Regions from separate parts of the Homo sapiens genome. Here region 1 is linked to region 2. A link is a contact called in ENCODE Hi-C or POLR2A ChIA-PET data. All regions are on one chromosome and are shown on one strand. The core of a region is the stretch at or near the end of the contact, and the rest is flanking DNA. Distances in the headings are between cores, read along the strand shown.

Evidence for each region. Hi-C counts contacts between places; a loop is a spot of excess contacts on that map. ChIA-PET counts read pairs that join two places held with the same protein, here RNA polymerase II (POLR2A). Pooled maps may share reads with other maps.
Region 1: a loop to region 2 is called in a map of prostate gland, with 5 times the contacts of the local background. The contact joins the enhancer-like site here to the promoter of LINC02004 in region 2. A Hi-C loop is called at or near these places in 50 of 168 maps with a recorded cell type or tissue (A673, Caco-2, Calu3 and 35 more), 1 of 37 single-sample maps with no recorded cell type and 29 of 50 pooled maps. POLR2A ChIA-PET finds 5 or more read pairs at or near these places in 19 of 52 experiments (A549, AG04449, AG04450 and 14 more).

The regions. Positions count from the first base shown.
Region 1 is chr3:134,356,371-134,361,573 of GRCh38, forward strand. It overlaps AMOTL2 (angiomotin like 2), which reads right to left. Exons shown (of 10, transcript NM_016201.4): 6 at 5,142-5,203; 7 at 3,736-4,043; 8 at 2,913-3,133; 9 at 2,170-2,349; 10 at 1-1,393. The coding sequence ends at 1,335. Among named protein-coding and RNA genes, the nearest start is that of MIR6827, 8.9 kb to the right of the region's middle. RefSeq lists an enhancer at 3,120-3,680 and a silencer at 4,977-5,203. Within about 2 kb of position 1,675, at least 21 of the 41 ENCODE cell types and tissues checked have a DNase peak (open chromatin) inside an H3K27ac peak, as active enhancers do; they include A673, HCT116, PC-3 and 11 more, where a contact is called at or near this core.
Region 2 is chr3:134,310,916-134,315,729 of GRCh38, forward strand. It overlaps LINC02004 (long intergenic non-protein coding RNA 2004), which reads left to right and starts at 2,661. Exons shown (of 2, transcript NR_146711.1): 1 at 2,661-2,702. RefSeq lists an enhancer at 2,800-3,373.

The DNA.
Region 1 (5,203 bases), core at 425-2,924, 44 kb after region 2:
CCACCAATAGCTCCTGGGGCTGAAGTGAGGGACTCTTTAAGACCAGAAGTCAAAGTCACTGCTGCTAGCAGGCTGCCATGTGGGTGTTTCACCCCAATTCCAAAGCATCTGGTGCTGCTTTAGGGCGCTGGGCATGGGTAGCTTGAGGAGCCAGCCTCCTGGGCACTGTTTTGTGATGGGGGCTCCATTCAGAGGACTATTTGACTCTTGTAGCTCATTAACTAGTTTTCAACTGCTTTGCTCCTCTCCCAAACCCTCCAGGTGGGAATGAAGACACTTATGCTAACAAGACATCTCCAGTTTCTCAGAAAGAACTGGTACCGGGTAGGGCCACCGAAGCCCACCTGGGGGCATGGCAGATGTCTGTTCACGGTGGCTCATTTCATCTGGCTCAGGGTTTATGACCAAACTGACAGGATGTTCCAGGGACAGGAGCTGTGGAGCCACTTCAAGAGGCTGGTGGTGGGGGTCCCGTGGGCATTTATAGGGCTCAAGATAGAGGAAAAGGCAGCCGAGATCCTGGGAATCGAGCAGCTTTAACATCCACGGGCCAGGAACTTGAGGAGGAGGCATAACTGGGAGGCCAGTCAGAAGTTTCAGAAACTGACAGTAGGAAGAGGGGAGCACAGCCCATGGAGACACATCGGAACCTGCAGGCCTCAGTCTTCTGTTCCACAAGAAAGGGAATTATATACAAACTGCGCACTGTCTCCCAGTCCACTTAAATGGCCCCTCACCCACAGCAAGTGAGAAGGTGAGGCTGTGTCTTCTCCAAGACTAACACCCTTAATAGTCCCCAAAAAATTCAAGTCTTAGTATCCCAAGAAGGCAGTGAGGAACTGAAGAGCAGATGACGTTGGCTGGAACCAAACTTAGCCAGAGAACAATATGGCTGACTTGATTAGTGAACCAGTCCACCTGGTGTCCACGGGCAGCCGTCCGTGGAAATTAGTTCCCCAAACCAACACAGCCACTCCCTCCCTGCCTGACTGACAACTGGCAGGGCAGAGGGAGCTCAGCTCCTTTCTGAGCTGTCAGTTGCTACCCCAGTAGCAGGCCTTGGGCAAGAAGTCAAGGCTGAATCCTCATTCTCCATAAGGCCCGGAGGAATGTGGGCTAAGAAGCAGAGTCTTCTGGGGGTGCCGGTGCTCTCACAGCTCTCCTCTCCCCTGGGGTCCTCCTCCTGAGCTCCTGGGACCAGATGGTCAATGGGAATGAGTGTCTGGCTGGGGAAAGGGACGGAGCAGCGGTTGACGGGGCTGCTGAAATGGCTGAGAGTGGCACAGGGCAGAGGAGGGGAGAGAATGGCTCAGAGTCCTGAAGCACCACCTCCTTCAGATCAGTATCTCCACCATGTCTGACAAGTCCTGGACTCTGGATGTAGCTACAGAGTCTGGAGACAGACAAGAACACAGGCACATGCCAATGAGTGTTACTAGATTGCTTTTAAAATCCTGGCACATTTGAAAGACAAAGATCGTTCTTCACCAACTTTTCCCACCTCTGCTGCCCAGGTTCCCAGAACTCGGCCAACCAAGCACAATGCTCTGCCCCCTTTCAGTGCTCAGCCCAGCCCACCAACCTCCGATGTGTAGGATGCATTTGTTTCTAACTTTGAACTGGTTGGAGGGCTTAGAGAGAGCAATGGAGAGCCCTGAGGGAGGCAGGCTGCAGCATTCTTTTCATGCCTGTGGTTTTCTGAGATCATGAGGCACAGGCAAATATGCAAAGGCCAATGTGAAAGGGGAGTGGAAAAAGAAATGGCATCTTCTCAGATTTCTCCTTCCCGGACTCTTTAAACAGGCTTCCAGAGTGCCATCGGCATGACTTGCGAGCTCCATTCTCTTGGATAATCAAATTGGAAATTAACTATGTAGGGAAGACCATGAAAGAGGAGCTAAAGTGCCTCCCATCTGGTTGCTTTCTTTCTGAATTCTGGATCTGCCTCTAATCAGGGTTTCCAATTTCCCTATTCATGCAACCAGCCATCCCTCATGTTCACATTGAGGTGGGCCAGGCACCCTGCTCACCTCTGGCTATGCACGGCTCCCCATGGAGTGCGGGCAATGACCCGGAGGGGGTCTGGGAAGAAAAGGCCTTGTGTTCCAGTTCACACCCCAGTGCCCCCTCGGCCCTACCTAGCACAGAAGTGGGGTCAGGAGGACTTACCCAGAGAGGCTGCTCTCTGGCTACTGCTGCACCCCAGAAGGCTGTCAGGCTCCGGTGGCAGGCAGGTGGAGGTGCTGTCTGGGGGGCCCTCAGTCTGGGTGCTCCCATCTCTGCTCCCGTGTTTGGCATGGGCAGCAGGGGGAGCTGTGACCACTGGCTCCTCTGTGGGTGCTCTGTCTGCTGGAAAGGTAGGTGGATGGTTATTGCCATGCCTGTAAGATGTGGCCCTGGTGAAGGACACTCTAAGTTAACTGTCCCTGCTGGGGATTCAAGGTGGAGTGGGCTGCTCTTGATTTGCAAGAACTTTAAGACTAAAAATGCTCCTATTTTCAAATGGGAATAACTACCAGATTGGATTGGCTTCCAAATGTTTTGGGTGGTGGGACCCTTCCTTATAGATTAAATCTTCTAGAGTTTCTGTGGCATCTGCTTAGAAGGAAGAGTGGAGGGAGCTTGCATACAAGGTGTATCTGCACAGGAAGCTCTATTTTTCTTAGTTCAGTGGCTGGGGCTGAAGCATGATAGAATTTATGGTGATGGGGACTAAGTACCCCTCTTCACACTGGCAGGAGAGCCTTGCGCTGTAGAGTCACTAGAGGCAGAGAATAAGCCAGCTCCCCTGGAAGAGGGTCAGGAAGCCCTGGCTCCTATAGCCTCAGTTCTGGGAGGAAAGGTCTGGCAATCTGTGTTCAGGCCCAGGAGAAATTACCTCTCAATCTATCCCAGCAGTAGCCTCCTCTTACCTGTAGTCAGCCGAGCAGGGGCGTCTGCTGTTTGTCGCTCACTAGAAGAGAGCCCTTGCCAGCCCTGGGTTCCTGCTGCCGCAGCCGCGAAAACAGATGGCACCGACTTGGCAGGCCGCAGGGAGCCCTGGATGGCCTTGCCAGGGTCTCTCCTGGAGCGCTGCTGAAGGACCTTGATCACTGCATCCTTCTCCAGGATCTGGGCATGGAGCACCTTTAACCTGAGGGGTGAGAGGCCATGCCCACATTGTCAGACCCACAGATCCAACAGCCTCCACCCTTCCTGCCTCATAGGAGTTAGAGGAAAAGCCCCCCCCAACTCCCCCAACCCTGCCAGGCTGGATCCTTCTGTGCTTGTAGCAGGGACCCAGAGAGGGCTTAGAAATGGCACCACAGCTCTGGAATTTGATGCTCTTAGAGCCCAGGCTCTGAAAACCACCAGTGCATAAGGCCCTGGGCCCTTCTCACACCAGCAAAGGCAGGCCATTAAGGATGGGTTCCAGATTCATCAGATGATAGTGGCGGCACAGCCCTCATCCTGGAGGGCGGCACTCCGGAGAGGGGAGGCAGGGCCCAAGCACTGGATGGCACCCAACACCTCCACAGTAAGAGTCTCCTGGGCAGACCAAGGACTCGGTATTTCTGGGCAAATGCATGTTTACAGTGCCTGGTGTGCCAATCATGCAGGTTCAGCTCAGAAGCAGGAGGGACTGCTGAGCTCTATGGGGAAAGGGGCCTGTTTATCAGGGATCAAGGGCAGGGCAGTGACTGGACATTGCCACCCACCCCCCCAACCTCAGGTGCCTGGCCTGCAATGCCGAACCTGCTTTCCATCTCCTGATGCCTGTGGCCACCAGTGAGCAGACCCTCATTGAAGCTGCTGCTGGGTGAGGGCTGGGGGGAATGTCGGATGAGAGTGGTGTCACGCTGAGCAGCAGCCGTGGCAGCCGCATCCATGGCAAACTGCCTCATGGCACGTTCCTCCAAATACTTCTGCTCCCACTTGGTCATGTCGGCCTCCAGCGCCAGGATCTGCTCCTCCTTCTCTCGCAGTTGTTCTGACAGTCGCAGGGCGCTGAGCTCTGGAGACCCACCACTGCCACTGCTACCACCTGGGGCACCTGCCTGTCTCTGCAGAGCAAGGAGTAGAGACCGTGGTCAAGGGTGCAGGTTGGGGTGTGGCAGCCACTGGTCTTCGCCTCCACACGACTGTCACTTGTACATGTACGTGTTCAGCCATACACAGCATACATTTCCCCATCCTTCCTCTACCGAAATGGGGATACAGCACAGGTCCCCATACCCCTGCCCTGAATCCTAGGGCAAGGGCATAGAGACCAGACAGATAATCCTCCAAACTGGCAAAGGGGGTGCTATCAATAATTATACTGGGAAAACTGGTGTACATTAGAACAGAACTGGGCAAACCAGGGGGTTCAGTCACACTACCTCTGTGGCAAGGGTAGGTTTGGGAGTGGAGAAATAACTCTATTTGGTTTGTAAACACCAAGAGTTGTTTACACAGAAGTCCGAAGTGAGGCTAAGCACAGTGGATCTGGACAACCATCTTTCCTCCCAATCTTGGGGAGGCATATAAAAGCTGGCTGGTGGCCAGACGCAGTGGCTCATGCCTGTAATCCCAGCACTTTGGGAGGCCAAGGTCGGCGGACCACGTGAGGTCAGGGGTTCAAGACCAGCCTGGCCAATATGGTGAAACCTCATCTCTACTAAAAATACAAAAATTAGCTGGGCGTGGTGGCGCACGCCTGTAGTCTCAGCTACTCGGGAGGCTGAGGCAAGAGAATGGCTTGAACCTGGGAGGTGGAAGTTGCAGTGAGCGTTCGCGCCACTGCACTCCAGCCTGGGCGACAGAATGAGATTCCATCTCAAAAAAAAAAAAGCTCGCAGGCCTTCTATATCCAGGTTCCTGACTTACTTTCTCTAGAGGTCAAGGACAACTAGCCCTGCTGCTGCCGAGGACAGGAGTCCCCCGAGGCTGGACATGGGCCAGGTGGCAGGGCCTCTACTAAGACAACGAGTGGAAGGGAGCACGCAGCAAAGGTGGAGCAGAGAGCAATCATCCTCGCCGCCTTCCAACGGGCCTGCAGCCTAGATCTAAGCAGGGGCTCCCGGGGCCTCAGCCCTGGCCTCCAAACCTACAGTCCCCGAGGAGGAAGGGAAGCCAACATCCTCAGATGCTGCCCTAGCCTGGAGACTTTCTCAGCTCACCTGCTGTGCACGCAGGGCCTTGAGTTCCTGCTCCAGGCGAGTCCGCAGACGCAGCTCCAGCT
Region 2 (4,814 bases), core at 1,411-3,910:
TGACATTTTTGAAAACTCTAGTCTTTCAAAGAGTTTATTATTTGAATTAATTTCTCTTAATATGGGATAGGGAAGGCCTGGGGGTCGTTTATTCATTTTAAGCACAAGGATGAAGTGAGACTCCGAAGAGGTCAGCCATTCACCTAAGTGTGCGGGAAAGGTCATGGGAGATGGGGGCTGGTCCTCCCTTGGGGCCAAGCCCTCCCTGCCCAGTTCTGCTGCACACACTGGACACACCTGAGTGTGGGGAGTGCTATGACACTTCACACATCAGTGAGGAGGGCCCTGACTTTAAGCAACTCCAAGAGAAGGGGCTGAATTTCTGAGGCCAATTCATCATCGAAACCAGACCCCTACCTGGGCCCAGTGGGAAATTATAATCCCACTCATCTTCAGAAAGGGACCTTGGAATGGAAGCCTTAAATGCTATTCAGTCCAACCACATGACTGGCAAAATCCGTGGAGGTTCTTTAGCAAAACATCAGCACAATGGCATGTTGGCTGCAGAATACTAAAAAGGACTCTAGGCTGGGCATAGTAGCTCATGCCTGTAGTCCCAGTTACTCAGAGGCTGAAGCAGGAGGATGGCTTGAGCCCGGTGTATGAGGCTGCAGTGAGCCAGGATAGCACCACTGTACTCTAGCTGGGTGATAGAGGAAGACTGTCACCAAAAAAAAAAAAAAAAAAAAAAGGACTCTAGAGGCCAGAAAGTTTCTTCTCCTGGCAGAGCCTCCTCCCTGCCCCTACTTCCCCTGGAGAGCAGCTCCTTCCAGAAGGCCCACCCAGAGGTGGGTTCAGTACCCCTCGTGGTCCTCAAATTGCACACTGGGGCTGCTTTTGCCTTGTCATTTATCACTCTGCACTGAAATGGCCAGGAGTCTGCTTCCCGCAGGGGACCGTGAGTCTCTTGGAGGTAGGGGCTGGGTTCAGTAAGTGTCTGTAAAATGAATAGGGTCCTCACTGGGGCTTCTCTTGTGTCTGACTTAGTCATCATCACCTCGAGCACCCTCACATTCCACTGAGGCAGAGCCTTGGCACTGCCATTTGATGAACTGCCAGGGTGGTGTAAAATGTCTAGAATGTCCATCTTCTGTGTCATGGGGAAGAGACAGACCTTGAGCGAGGGCTACAACCTCAAATCAGGGCTGCATGGCCACTTGCCACCTGGGCACTCTGGGCCTACCTCCAGATATTGCAGGCCACACCCCTGCCAGGTAGGAAAGGAGCCATTTTATTTTCCTGCTCTCAGAGGTTACGAAACCAACCAAGCAAGGCAAGTCGGCCATCAGGCTCAGCCTCCCATGAAGCGCTCCTGACTTCCCACCCTTCCTCCAGGCCAGGAGTCTGCCAATCACAATCTGGGTTCTGTTTTCCCGCCTTTCCTGGCAGCACAAACCACGGCTCCGGATGGTGAGCAATGCAAGTTCCAGGCATGCCTTGCTGCATTACTGGGTTCCCAGGTGTCACTTCATCCAGAGGGTGAGTCCTTCACAGGTCTGTGGGCTGATAAACATGCAAATTTCCCCACGCAAATGATGTTAGGCCGTGGCACCTTTCCCACTGAGAAAGCGCCCTGTCAACAAGCTGGGAAAATGGGTGAAAGCCCATGCTTTGCCCGCCCTGGGTAGCACACACTGGCCAAGAATCTGGGCAAGGCCCCCTGCAGGGGCAAGCGCACATCGCACACTCCCGCCTCGAGTCCCTGCGGGAAGGCAGGGACTTCCGCAGGCCTGTGGTCTGGCTTTAGGGAAAAGTCCATTTGCTCACTTGATTCCGTGGTGTTTCCACGTGAGCGCAGCTGTGTGTGTCAGCTGATGTGTGTGATCTGAGTGGTTTCTATACCGTCGTGGAAACCCCCAGCCCAGTGGTTATGGACTTTCTTGGGGCCTCAACTCTCCCCAAGAGCGTGATCCTCACTACGGGGGAGCGGCGCTTTATCCGGCGGGGCGGGTGGACACTCCTACAGACCCACTTTGACCCATTTTCTCACAGTTTCCAACCCAGAGCCGCAGGGACAGGGGCGGACTGCGTTTCCTTCCCTGAGCCCTCCGCAGAGCCTCTGGGCAAGGCGGGCAGGGCCCAGGCTGCAGCGGGGCCTCCGGCCCGAGGCGCCTGCGTGGGAGCCGACCCTAGGCGCCGGGAGCCCCGGCGGGAGCTCCAGGGGGTGCGGGCGTTAGAGAGGGCTAGGGCCGCGCCCAGGCGGGGTGCGGGGAACCCGGGAGATGAAGCCGCCCAGGGGCGGGGGTGTTTGTCACCAAGGTTCTGAGGGGCCGTGGAAGGTTTTTACCTGTTTTCATTGGGAGCAAATAACAAAACTAAAAGCGATGGAGGAGTGGGGCTGCAGAAATGGAAGCAGCAGTGTGGGGAAGCCGGACGCTTCCCGGGGAAGAGGGAGAGGGGACGCTCAGATCCAAAAGGCGGGCTGGGAGCGGAGTGGGGCAGCCGCCGGGGGGCGCCCGCAAGGGCTAGGGCTCGGGGCCGGGTTTGGGGGCGGGTAGGGGCGGGCAGGGGCGGGGCAGGAGCCGGGGCTGCGAGCTGGCCGCGGCGCAAGGAATGCGGCCTTTGGCTGGTCCCGGGCCGGCATTCCGGCCGGCGCAGGAATGTGAGCAGGGTGTTCACTGCGCGCTCTGAGCGCACAAGTTTGTTCTCCTCTCCTTGGAGAACGCCGGCCCGCTCTGTGCCACCCTCTCCCCAAGCCCCCGGTACGTCCGTCTGTCCGGGTGGAGGACAGGGCCCCGAGGGCCGCGACCAGGAGGGACTCGCAGGAGGCACCGGACAGGGGTGCGGCGAGACCAGTCGCGCTGGAGGAAAGGAGGGAAGCCCGCAGTGGTCCGCTGAGGCACTGAGAAAGCCAGGCCAGTAGCTCAAAGAGGAGATAGGACGTGCCCCTCTCCATCATCAGCCTCAAGGGGCACAGGGTTCAGATCCCAAAATGTGCCCATTTAGGGGGCACATTGTGAAGGGCAAGACCTGGGGAGAGAAGAGGGAAAGCGGACAATCTAGTTTAGGATTAGGTGCTTTCTGATCGGCCAGGGAGTGACTGAATACCTAACAGCATTTAACTCATTCAACAAATATTTGCTGAGCCTCTGCTCCGTGCCAGTTCCTGAGATTAATTCTGGGGGCACAGAGGTGAAGTCATCCTGTCCTTGAGGGGCTGACATTCTGATCCTCAAGACAGTCTCTGAAACACCGAGGGAGAGTTGGGGGAAGCCCAGGGTGTGGGGGAACACCGAGGAATAACACAGATTGGGGGTGGAGATCCAGGAGGGCTTCCTGGGAGAAGCTGCAGAGTGACACGGAAGATCAGTAGGAGTCAGCCCAAAAGATGGGAGAAGAGTATTTTAGACAGAGGGAACCTTATGTGCAGAGGAAGAGCCTGTGCTGCGATTGGCCCCCAAACAGAGCATAAGTCTGCTCCTGGCCTCTCCCCATGCCTGCCAAAGGCCCAGCTGAGTCACAGTAAGGGTCAGGGTGTCCATCTCAGTCCACTCATGATGTTGGTTGGTCTATGGAGCCCCTCTTCTGCGAGAGGCACAGCAGTGGCCCGTGAAGAGTGAGAAGAGAATCAGGACTCAGCACGCTGCTGTGGGAGTATTGTGGGGACTGATAGATAATGCCCATAAGCATCTGGTGTGGGGCCTAGCACCTAGTAGGCGCTCTGTGTACATTGGCTGGTCTCTCAGCACCTTGCCTGATTGACTGACTCCTCTTCCCCTTCGTAGTACTGATTTCTGGTTCCGAAAAGGCAGCTGTCCAGCTCTTCATCCCTGCGGAGGGGCCTTCCCAAGGGGAAGACCATGTGGGTCTGGTCATGGAACTTCCTGCTTTTTGTCCTTCCCTGATTTGGGGGTGGTAGCATGCAGGACATGAGACTGGCATGGAAGAGGGCATCATAAAGATCCTGGAATACATCCAGGGCACCCAATGCTGTGGGCAAGGAGGAATTGGAGCAGAGAAGGACCTTGCTTGCAGGTGCAGCATGGGAGATTGGCCCATGGGCTGAGAACAGGATGAATGAAGCAAGGAGGGTCAGGGCCAGGAAGGCTGAACTTGGGCAGTATCCAGAAAAGGACTAATGGGAGCTCGGAGGGCAGGGACAGAAAGCAGAGCTGGGAGGTTGTCACTGGGGTGGTAGAGGAGATCAGACCCTTCAGCTGATTAGCTGAAAGGTGGGGCCAGGACTGTAAATCTCCTACTAGATCCTCACTCGGCTTGGGTCAGTATGGATCTGAGCACATGAGGCCACACGGGATCTTAGTCTCTGTGTGTCACAAATGTCACTGAGTGATGGAACAGAAATGTTTATATCCAGAAGTTCTTTGTCCCATGAATGCACTGGGACCTAAATTCTTATGTGCAGAGGAAAAGTGCAGGCCTTGGAATGGCCTCTCCAGCATTGTTCCTTGGCAAACACAGGAAGATGGGTTTCCTTTAGCTTTGTGGTGCTGACATCTGAATCCGGACCCCTCCCCCAGCCTTTGGGGTCAGGGAGGGAGGCAGAGGACGAAGCAGTCGATGGAAAATAAACAGCCACCTCTGCTTTTTTGACTTATTTCATGTTCTTAGAATTTCCTCTCTTGGATTCTGGCTTTGTTATTTTAAAATTCCACACGTTGGTTAGGGTTGAGAAAACCCCCTGTTGCTATTGCTATGGAGAGGCAGCTCTACGCTGGGGGCACAGAGTCTCGGCACCCCTGGAGAAGTAAGCCGGCCAGCGGGCCTGCAGCCCAGTCTCCAAGTGAGTTTCTGAGTCAGCCTGTGCGAGGGAGGCTCTTGGGGCTGGGTGTGTGTGCCGCCTCTGTGTGAGCATG